2 separate regions of the Homo sapiens genome follow, and region 1 is linked to region 2. The links are chromatin contacts, found by Hi-C or POLR2A ChIA-PET in ENCODE. All regions are on one chromosome and are shown on one strand. Each heading gives the region's core, a stretch centred on a gene start or an enhancer-like site at or near the end of the contact. The rest is flanking DNA. Distances are from core to core; before and after follow the strand shown.

Region 1 (5,293 bases), core at 1,739-4,238, 4.5 Mb after region 2:
CACAGGTAAAAAAAGGCTAAGGTGGTATTCCAACCCAGACAGTCTGGCTGCAGTCTGTGTCCTAAGTCCAATGCTGTCACTCTGTACTCCCTAAATCTCTCCATACACTTCAGTTTCACCTGTTCTTTTGTCCCTACTGATTCCTAGCAATGTTTTTTTTTTTTTGTCTTCCATATGACACTTTCATTCCCCATACTTTTCTGTGAAGAAAGACGCAGAGGTAGCAAAGACAAGAGACAAGTAGATTGCAAAAAGAAATGTTTTTGTAGAAAAGGGAAAAACTCTATGGGAGATGAAATAAAATGAGCAAGTTCTGAGGGGTGATGGACAGATCAAAAACAGATGATCTTCAAGACAACATAATCACCCATAAACGTGGTAAAACAAAAAATTACACTTCCAATTTGGTGGAAAGAGTGCCACCTGCTGACACTTTCTGGAATAAGGTAGTTTAGCCCATTTGAAAGAAGCTGTATTGCCTTCTCAAAAACAACGAAAACCTACTATTGATCAATGAAGGTAACAAGATATAACTTCAACAAAGTAAAACAACGAACACATAATTATCCCACAAAATAAGAATTTAAATAAAGAATTATCAAACCTGGAATTCTACTCCTGTCAATTATTGTTTCTGGCATATGGTAGGGGTTCAAAATACATTTGTTGAGCGAATTCTAACATAGTACTATTTAGTTTTCTGAAAAATCCTGTAATGATCACCTTATTTAGAACCAAACCATGCAGGCTGGTATCTTCCAAACATACACAATCTGTAAGTACAATTTTCTCCATTCCCCACTTCTAAGATAATAATGGCTATTTCTTCAGCACATATTATGACAGGCACTGTTCTAAGCACTTAACATATATTAATGAATTTTCGTGACCTCATAACGTCCATATTATCATTAATAGTATCTTCATTTTACAGATGAAAAACGGATGCCCAGAGAGGTGAAGTAATTTATCCAAGGTCCCTCAGATGAGCAGGGTGGAGGTTCACATCCAAGAGGTTTGGCTCCAAAGTTTTGCTCATAACCCCTTTGTTGCCTTCTGTTACATGGCGGAAGGTCCAGCCACTAAGATAGAAGCCAGAGGTTTAACTGGGGAAATGGGAATAATGGCAGATGTTCATCTATAAGGCTACACTGCCACTCCATGCCACAGACTCCAAGAACAGAATTACAGCCAGGCTTCAGATTGGAACTGGGCTTGGAAATGCATGCCTCTCAACGTGAATGTGGCCCCAAAACTCATGGGGGTCATACACAGCTTCCCAATGATGGCAGGGCTGTACCTATCATTCAGTAGGCTTTTATGCTTTGATAGCTGATTGTTATAACTTAGTGCTCTAATCCCAAATAGGTCGTGCATAAATCTAGAATACCAAAAGCAAGGCCTAATTCGGGTCTTGTACGGGCAAAAGTGGAGTAAATGTACCTAGGCCTTTGACTACATCTCCATACACTGCAATGGCAAATGTCATCATCTAGATTGGCTGGAGTTCATCCTTCACTTCTTCCTCCACGCTATCCAGCTTCTTCAGATATGTTCTTGTCTAGTCTCGTTTCCCATTTTCCACACCCACTTGGTGTTCCAGGTCAGGCTCGTATTCTTAGTGTTCTAACACTCCACCCTTGGGTCTTTGCAAAAGTACTTCCCGCACTAAGATCTCTTCCCTCCTCTGCAAAATCAACTTGTCCTTTGGAGTATAATTTCTTCTCGAAACTTTCCAGCAAGGGATCCACAGTAATTTCTCTTTTTCCTGTAGCACTTGCTTTTGTATCACTCATATTTGATCCATATTTTCCTAGCTCACCAAATAGTCTTTTTCAACTAGACCAGAGTTCCTTGAAAGCAAAGGGTTTCCATAGCTTTTTCTATCTCTATGGCCGGACAACGTAGTAGGAACTTATTAATTCACTTAACACTACTGGAGAAGCCAATCAATCAACAAGCGCATAAGGTTAGTTAGTGGTGAGTGCTATTAAGAAAAATTGCGGATAAAGCGATAGAAAGTGAGGTTGGTAGGTGTTAATTAAGATAGGAAGGTCAGGAAAATCTTTCTGTCGGGGGCGATTGTAAGCTGACAGGCAGTCCGTAAGCGCTGTCCCTGCTGCGTTCAAATGAATTAAATCTTTGCCTTATGGGTGATGCAGGTAAAAGAGCTCCGACTCAGCATCAAAACACAGAGTTCTTCTGGTCTGGCTCTGACGAGGAGCCTTAGTTTCCTCAGCGTCTTAACTGTCTTAAGGATTGTCTTTGTGGGCCTTACAAGATTGCGGGGAGGATCAAACATTCTAATAAATGAAGGAGGGCCACGAGAACGGAACCTTCCGCTTGAGTCACCATTTAAACAAGTGTTTGTGGAATGAGAATTATCTTGCCCGCTTCAGGTGCTCAGGATGCAGACAGACGTGAAACTGGCGGGTCCTTTAGGAGACTGTCCCGACTGCGTGTCCTGAGGTGACTCGCCCCAGGGCGCACGGCAGCCGGCAGCCAAGCTCAAGCTTTCAGGCTCTCATTTCAAAGTGTCCCGAGGTGATTCGCCCCAGGGCGCACGGCACCCGGCAGCCAAGCCCAAGCTTTCAGGTTCTCATTTCCATCACGCCCCGGCCGGCCGCCGCGGACAGCTCCGCGGAGCCGACTCGGAGGCTGCTACTTGCAAATTCCCGGGCTGCCCGCCCGCCCGCACTCACCAATGGGCTTGTCCAACCGCATGAGGCGCAAGTACGGCTGCAGGGGGCGGGGCGCAGAGTCCACCACCGCCGCCGCGGACAAACTGAGCTGGCGCCCGCGCGGCTCGGGACAGGCGGGGGGCTGCAAGTCACCACCGTGGGGCGCGCCTGCCGCACGCGCCAGGGCGAAGGAGCGGCCCCGCCAGCCCGGCAGCCACGCCAGTGCCACAGCCCGCAGGCCCCGCGCGAACCCCGCGGCTCGCGAGCCCAGCATGGCGCTGGTGAGGCCGGGACGAGCTCGGATTGACGTCATTCCCCGGCAGGCATGCGCAGTGGCACCCGCAGGATGCAATCCTAGTCTGCCAGGCTGGGCGGCGGTGTGGGCAGAACCTTTCCTCATCCTTACTTGTGAAATTGGGGTCATCGTGGTCGCTTACTCTAGGGAGGAATACTTAATGAAAAAGGGATTTCTATTGGCAAAAGGCAAAAAAATTACAATAAATTTAGTTGTAATTTTTTACAACTCGATCTTGATTGACTTTGTGGTTCCATTATCGGGCAACACTCAGAACGGGGTCTCTGAGGAAACAAACAAAAAATAGAATCGGGCAACACCTTATTCTGTAAAATAGAATAAGTGTTCCAAAGAGTCGAGCGGAGGAAGTTGGCTTTATAGACAGAAAAAGGGCTGAAGAAAGCAGAAGCAGAGAACAAAAAGCGGATTGGTCACTTCAAATTACTTTCATTGCGAGGCGGGGACAGGGAAACAACAACAGAGAAATAACGGATTGGTTAACATTAGGTTACACCAGGTTAAGGACTAAAACAGGAAACTTAATTGTCATGACGATTGCATTTTGAAATGGCCTGGTTGGAAAATTGGCTGTTGTCTCTCTTTCCTGACTTCTCAGAATGTCAGATACAACTTAGTTTTAGTTTGGTGACTTGGAACTTTAGCATGGGTGACTCTTGATTCTTAGTCTGATCTGTTGGGACCTAGTGCAGGAACTTAGTTCAAAACAATGGCCCCCTATAATTTAACCCTATTATCAGCTTTCTCCATAAAATGAAAAGGATAGTGTTTATTCATATGGAACAGTTGTACCAGGAAAAAAAAAAAAAAGCTTTGAAAAACCTACTGAATCCAAAAGAAGAATTTGCGTACACGTTTAGCCATAAAAAAAAAAAAGGGCACCAAGTGGCCACATACAAGACTGTAAATTAAAATCGCATTCAGGGTTAAGGGATGTTCATTACACAAGTGAAAATTTTAAATTTGACAGCCCTTCAAAGGAGTTTTTGTAATCAGTAGACAACCAGCATGTGTGATGCTAAGAACCTGAAGCTGAAAAGTCTGGTCAGCAGAGTCTTGCTCTGTCATCCAGGCTGGAGACCAGTGGAGGGATCATGGCTCACTGCAGCCTCCACCTCTTGGGCTCAATCGATCCTCCCATCTCAGCATTCTAAATATCTGGGACCACAGACACGAGCCACCGTGGCTGGCTAATTTTTAATTTTTCATAGAGAGGAGGTCTCACTATATTGCCCAGGTTGGTCTTGAACAGCTGGGCTAAAGAGATCCTCCTGCCTCAGATGGTCAGTACTCTTATTCATAAGCAACTCTGTATATCGCTGTGTGCCAGGCACTTTACATGTATCAACTCATTTAACCTCTCACTGAGTAACCCTAGGCAAGTCACTCATCTGGATTTTAATATTCTAGGAAGTTGACTTAGTCTTTAGGCTCCTTTCTGTAAAACATGTACAATGATTCTGTGACTTCTTGCATGGCTCAAGTACAGCAAGTTGGATGCCTGGCCACTTTGGTGCAATGAGGCAGGGGGTACCTAGCCTTTCTCCTGCCTGCAAAGAATAAAGGCCAGCAGGCAATTTAGTAACACTCCTAGTTGTTAGATTGGAGATGATTTAGATCTGACTCAAACCTGAAAAGGGTGTAATATCAGTCATGTATTGCATCCATGACTTTCCAATATAGGTCCAAACTCTTTGTTTAAAAAAATATATTAAGAATTTCAAGATGGCAACAGCAGGACATTAAACCAAGTACAAGGTCCTTCTTAGCGTAGGCCCTGGGTGACTGCACATGTACCCATGATGCTGACCCTGCCCAGAGGTGATTCAATCCTAAGATATTTGGTCCAATTAAAGTGCACAGGAAACTGAGATGGGTACCCACATGTCACTCTGCTAATTTGTAGGACAAGAGAACAGTCACATAGAGTAGAGCCCTAACTTTCAGGAGTCTCCTCTAGACTAATGCCAAGGCACAGTATGCCCTTGGGAAAGCCATTTAACTGCTGCAAACTCTTCAGAAAAGGAAGGGACTAGGCTTTCTCTAAAAGGGCCTGTAAGGCTCCGATTCCTCATTTTGTTTTTTGTTTTTTTTGAAGTGACTTTCTTTTTTTTTAAAATTTTATTATTATTATACTTTAAGTTTTAGGGTACATGTACACAACGCCAATTCCTCATTTTGGATTGGGCAGGAACTCATTTTGTTTTAAACCTATTACCCACAGGAACTGAAATGGTTAATTTTACATGTCAATTTGGCTAGGCCATAGTGCCAAAACATTTGGTCAAAAATTATTCTG
Region 2 (4,937 bases), core at 1,559-4,058:
CTTTTGCCACTCTATGCGTAGTCATCTGAAAGTCATGATATTTCACTTTTTAAACTTCATCAAGACATTTCAAAGATTCTTGTTGACTCATAATTGCCAATTAAAAAGTTACTTTTAAAAAAAAAATGTAAAGGCTGTCACAGAACCAGGGTGAACTGGCAGGCAGATCTTAAAAGTATGCAATGAACTAGACAGCTGAATTAAGCAATTAATCTTCATAACCAAACCCAACTTAATTTGCCTTGTTCGATGATTTCCACCCTTAGTTTTAAAGCATACCAGGCATTGCTAATAGCTTCAAGCAATCACAAAATTATCCATAATATTGCAAAAGACCTTTTCTTGCAATCATTCACATTAGAATAAAAATGTAAGGCATGTCAAATAGCAAGAATTTGGGGGGAGGATAAATTGTAACTTCCATGCATATACAAACTTCTTTAGAATGTAGGCTGAGTATCGTGAGAATGGATAATACTTGTTTATATACTTTCTTCGTATTCCCATCTGGTATTCTCATGTATGTAATTCTATGGCAACATTTTATTTTCTCAGGTCAGGGCCAGGAAGTCTGTTGAATTCTATGAACATCTGGCTTATGATCTCATGAGATACACTAGTTAACTCATGGGAAAATTATTTTTTTAACATGAAGCAAAATAACAGTTTATGGTGACAATCCTTTCTTATAAAAATTTCTTTTTAATGTAGCCTGGCATGATGCAGGATTTCTCAAAGAGTTCTGCAGGATACCATTCCTCAGAATATTAAATATGTGTTAATTGGATTAAAAGATGCCTTTGCAAATAAGTTCAGAAAAATTTAGAAAGAAAAATGTTAAACATGTTTCCTTTCTGAAATTTTCTGGGAATCTTGAATGTGCTAAACTCTATGAATCTCTAAGGGACCCCACAATGTGCAGAATCAAACATTGTTGACTGTGGCATCATTTTTGGAAAGACATTTTGTGGGATGAGTGTAGACTAAAACACACTTTGGGAAATACTGGCAGAATAGAAAGAGTCTGGAACTGGGAGCCCAAAGGACTTGGTTATAATCCTGATCTGCCACTTACTGCCTGGGTAAGTTATTCTATTAATCTCAAGATCATCTTAGATAAAATGAGGATAATACATGCACGAACTATTACCCCACAGAATTTTTATGAGAAATAAATCAGAAATTGTGGGTAAGAGTGATTAATCAATGCCTAGCATTCAGCAGGCCCTAGTGACTGAATGCTGGAGGAATGATTATCTTTGTACAATAATGTCTTTAGTTTATTTAAGGTCCTGATGAGAGGCTCACATGCTTATGAAACAGGCGCCAATTTCTGATAAACTTTGCAACCTTTATACTGCTCAGATGAGTCTAGGCCTGGTTTTCCCTGAGGCTTCTCATCATCTTGTGGCAATGACCACCAGGTGTGCTGTATTACCTGCTGAATTGAAGATCAACTTGGTTTTGTTTTTAAACACATCTTACATTTGGGCAACCAATTCCAGGGATTTTAAAATCAGTTTCTCAAGAAAATATTACATGGAGGTAGAACCTATCTTGGAGCAGAGGGCTAGAATCGGAAACTCAGGACAGGGTTTACTTAATCTCTTTGACTTTTTGTTTCCTCACTCATAATTGAAAATAATAATTTCCCCATAGTAATATTATGAGCACTGAATCTGATATTATGTATAGGAAGTACATTGTATTGTGTATCATTAATAAACCATTTTTATGACTATCATCAAAAGAGATCTTTCATAGAATTATATAATATAGTATTAAAATTAAAGAATCTAATATAGATCACCTAGTCAAATGTCCTCCTTTTCTAGAATTAAAAAAAAAAAAATCAGAAGGATGAAGGAATTTAGCCAAAGTCGTATAGTTCTCAGTGGCAAGTCCAGATAGAATATAACGGCTTTTTCCAAATATTCAAAGAAGAAAACATTTGCGCTATATGACCCCAAGGGATCAAATCAGTAGTGAAAGCTAGAGGAAACTATATGAAAATACACATCTAACAATCTCAATCTTAGTGCTCTACTGTTGAAATAGGTTGCCTCGGGGTTGCCACTCACCACCCTTCCCCCACCACCACCACCTATTTAGGTATTAAAGCTGGCTCTAGGGAGATGAAGTAAGCCATATGTACAGGTATCAGTCTCTGGGTTTTGTGAATCGGAAATTAATCATATGCATCATGGTTTGGCCTTGTGGTTGACACATTGCCTGAGACAGTCCCAGACCTATGACAGAGCCAACTCTGGAACTGTATTTTATAGAAATGCAGGAGCCACAATCTCACTGGAAGAAAGGACTTAAAGCTATAATTTCTTAGCACTTTACATAAGATTGAGAAAATGTCAAGTATCCATATCAAAGAATAGAGTTTGAAGGAGATTACAGAGGGACTAAATTCCTTTAACCCACTTGGCATTGCTGTTGGTTATATATAGAAGCTGGGCTCAACTCTGCTGGATAGCTAACCACAATTTCAGAGCCTGTAATTTTCTGTTATCTGTACTGACGCCCTTTTTATTTATGTGGATAATTGAAAGTTGACTATAATTATGAAATCTGACAACCTCAAGACAAACTCATTGAACATCTTTCTTTTAGAAACAATGTGAATTGAGATGTTTTATTCACTAGGCAACCCAATAATATTTGCTCATGGTTAAGAATGTACTATCAATCACGATATCCCAAACAAAAAACACAAGAGAACAAGCCAACAACAACAAAGTTTTCCCTTAGAGACAATTGTAATGAGACAGGACAGGCATTGCCCCAAAAGAGAAGTGAGAGATAATTTGAGGAAGTAAAATAAAGTTTAGTAAAGGCTGGGATATTTCTGTGGAACCTACTAAAAGGGGAACTCCAAGATATGCCTCACATTTGCCCAGATCTAGATCTGAGTTTGCATATTTTGTGATTTCAGAGTATGTTCTGACTAAAACAGCAAACACACTTAATATAAGTGGTTAATGAAGCTACCAGCAAAGTGGGCACATCCTGTCACAGTGCACATAATAATAACAAAGCTAATATTGAGTGCTTACCATGAGCAGGTACTGTACTAAAACGTTTCACATGAGTTAACTTGTTTAATCCTTGTACTAATTATGATATTTGTACTATTCTTAACCCCATTTTCAGGAAACTGAAGTTTAGAGACCTTGACTACTTTCCACAGCTGATAACTGTTAACTTCAGGTTTGAATCAAGGTCTTCTGACTGCAGACCTGTATCTTCCTTATATCTTGTCCACCTACCCTTGGTAGATCTGAAATGGAGTCCAGTCTTGTTGTGTCAGTACTGCTGTCATTGTCCCCAGAGCAGCCCATTGTTTACTATGTAGGGTGACCAGCAATCTGTAGGCCAGCCTTTGGGGCATAATGTGCCTCTTTTGTGTTAATCCTTAGAAAAAACCTACTTAAAAATATGTTCTTTTTCCATTAGAGTCACGACAGGTCAAAGATCTACTGAGGAGGGGATGTGTCTTTACTTGATACTGTAGGCTTTAATCAGGAGAAGTGGCATAAACTTAAGCAAGAAAACCTTTGGGGCCAGGTGCGGTGGCTCATGCCTGTAATCCCAGTACTTTGGGAGGCCGAGGCGGGCGGATCTTGAGGTCAAGGGATAGAGACCATCCTGACCAACATGGTGAAACCCCGTCTCTACTAAAAATAAAAAAATTAGCTGGGTGTGGTGGCATGTACCTGTAGTCCCAGCTACTGGGGAGGCTGAGGCAGGAGAATCGCTTGAACCTGGGAGGCAGAGGTTGCAGTGAGCGGAGATTGGGCCACTGCCCTCTAGCCTGGTGACAGAGCGAGACTCCGTCTCAAAAAACAGAACAAAACGAAACAAAAAAACCTTTGTACCCTGATTTCACTTAATGTTACCTAACACTAAGTGTATTTCACAGGTGCTGCTGAGGAAACCATTCAAAGTCCTAGCCTATCTATGACAGGCCTTAATATCCTAAAGCTAAGAAAGGTAGGGTACAGAGTCAGCCATATACATGTATAAAGCAGGTAGACATTCAGGATGCTGAAAAGGGTACCTGCATCATATTTGTTTTCCCCTAGACTTGCCAACTAGTCTGAAATTTCCACCACTACTATCACTTATTTGGATAAAGCCCCCATATTAGAATATAAACATGTTCTTGAAAAGATGAATACGTTAAGCCATTAATATTCACTACAGACAGTGATGGTTAACACTATAGCTGTAATGTTAGAAAAGGACAGAGCTTTGAGGGAATGAGACCATGATAGGTAAATTTTGAAGAAAAAAAGAAAACTGGAAAGCTCATAACAGTGGTTTTCAAACACAGGCTTGCAGATTAGACAAAGGTATTCATTAATTTTTGGTGAAATAGGAGCAACAGGGAAAATGTAGTAAAATTTCTAATTAAAACTATACATTTAAAATTATAAAATTATAAATTCTGAGATAATGTCCTTCTTTTTGGATGGTATCTTGTCACTTCTGTTATAAGATGATTATGATAGTAGATGAAGGTTGAATTTTTTTAAAAGTCTGTGTTTGACAAAATAAAAAGCTAGCAATTTTTTGTTAATCATTAATGGATATACATGCATTCAATATTCTATTACACCTTCACAGTAACTGTGAGGAATTTTTTGTGATCATGCCTGTTTTATAGATGAGGAATCTCAGGCCTAGAGGATAAATAACTTATCCAAATTGATATAGCTATTAAGTGGCAAAACTGTGACTTGTCCTCCTTACTCACTCCTTTCATTTGGGACAAGGACACTGGGGCCTTTGAGGAAAAGATCAATACTAAAAACAGAAAGAGAAATGTTAGAAAAACCAAAGTACAGAAGATAAATTTCACCTACTTAATTTTAACAAACACTTTCTAGAACTTTGCTGGCAAAAATGTTGTCCCTTATACTTGG

The links. A loop is a pair of places that touch in the nucleus more often than their neighbours do. ChIA-PET counts read pairs that join two places held with the same protein, here RNA polymerase II (POLR2A). Pooled maps may share reads with other maps.
Region 1: a loop to region 2 is called in a map of transverse colon, with 33 times the contacts of the local background. The contact joins the promoter of COQ2 here to the enhancer-like site in region 2. A Hi-C loop is called at or near these places in 1 of 168 maps with a recorded cell type or tissue (transverse colon) and 2 of 50 pooled maps. POLR2A ChIA-PET finds 5 or more read pairs at or near these places in 1 of 52 experiments (B cell).

The regions. Positions count from the first base shown.
Region 1 is chr4:83,281,810-83,287,102 of GRCh38, forward strand. COQ2 (coenzyme Q2, polyprenyltransferase) reads right to left here and starts at 2,989. Exons shown (of 7, transcript NM_001358921.2): 1 at 2,703-2,989. The coding sequence starts at 2,955. RefSeq lists enhancers at 2,392-2,631, 2,827-3,121 and a silencer at 2,692-3,021.
Region 2 is chr4:78,747,308-78,752,244 of GRCh38, forward strand. No RefSeq gene overlaps it. Among named protein-coding and RNA genes, the nearest start is that of BMP2K-DT, 26 kb to the right of the region's middle. RefSeq lists enhancers at 2,784-2,963, 3,264-3,313. Within about 2 kb of position 2,809, at least 4 of the 41 ENCODE cell types and tissues checked have a DNase peak (open chromatin) inside an H3K27ac peak, as active enhancers do; they include B cell, where a contact is called at or near this core.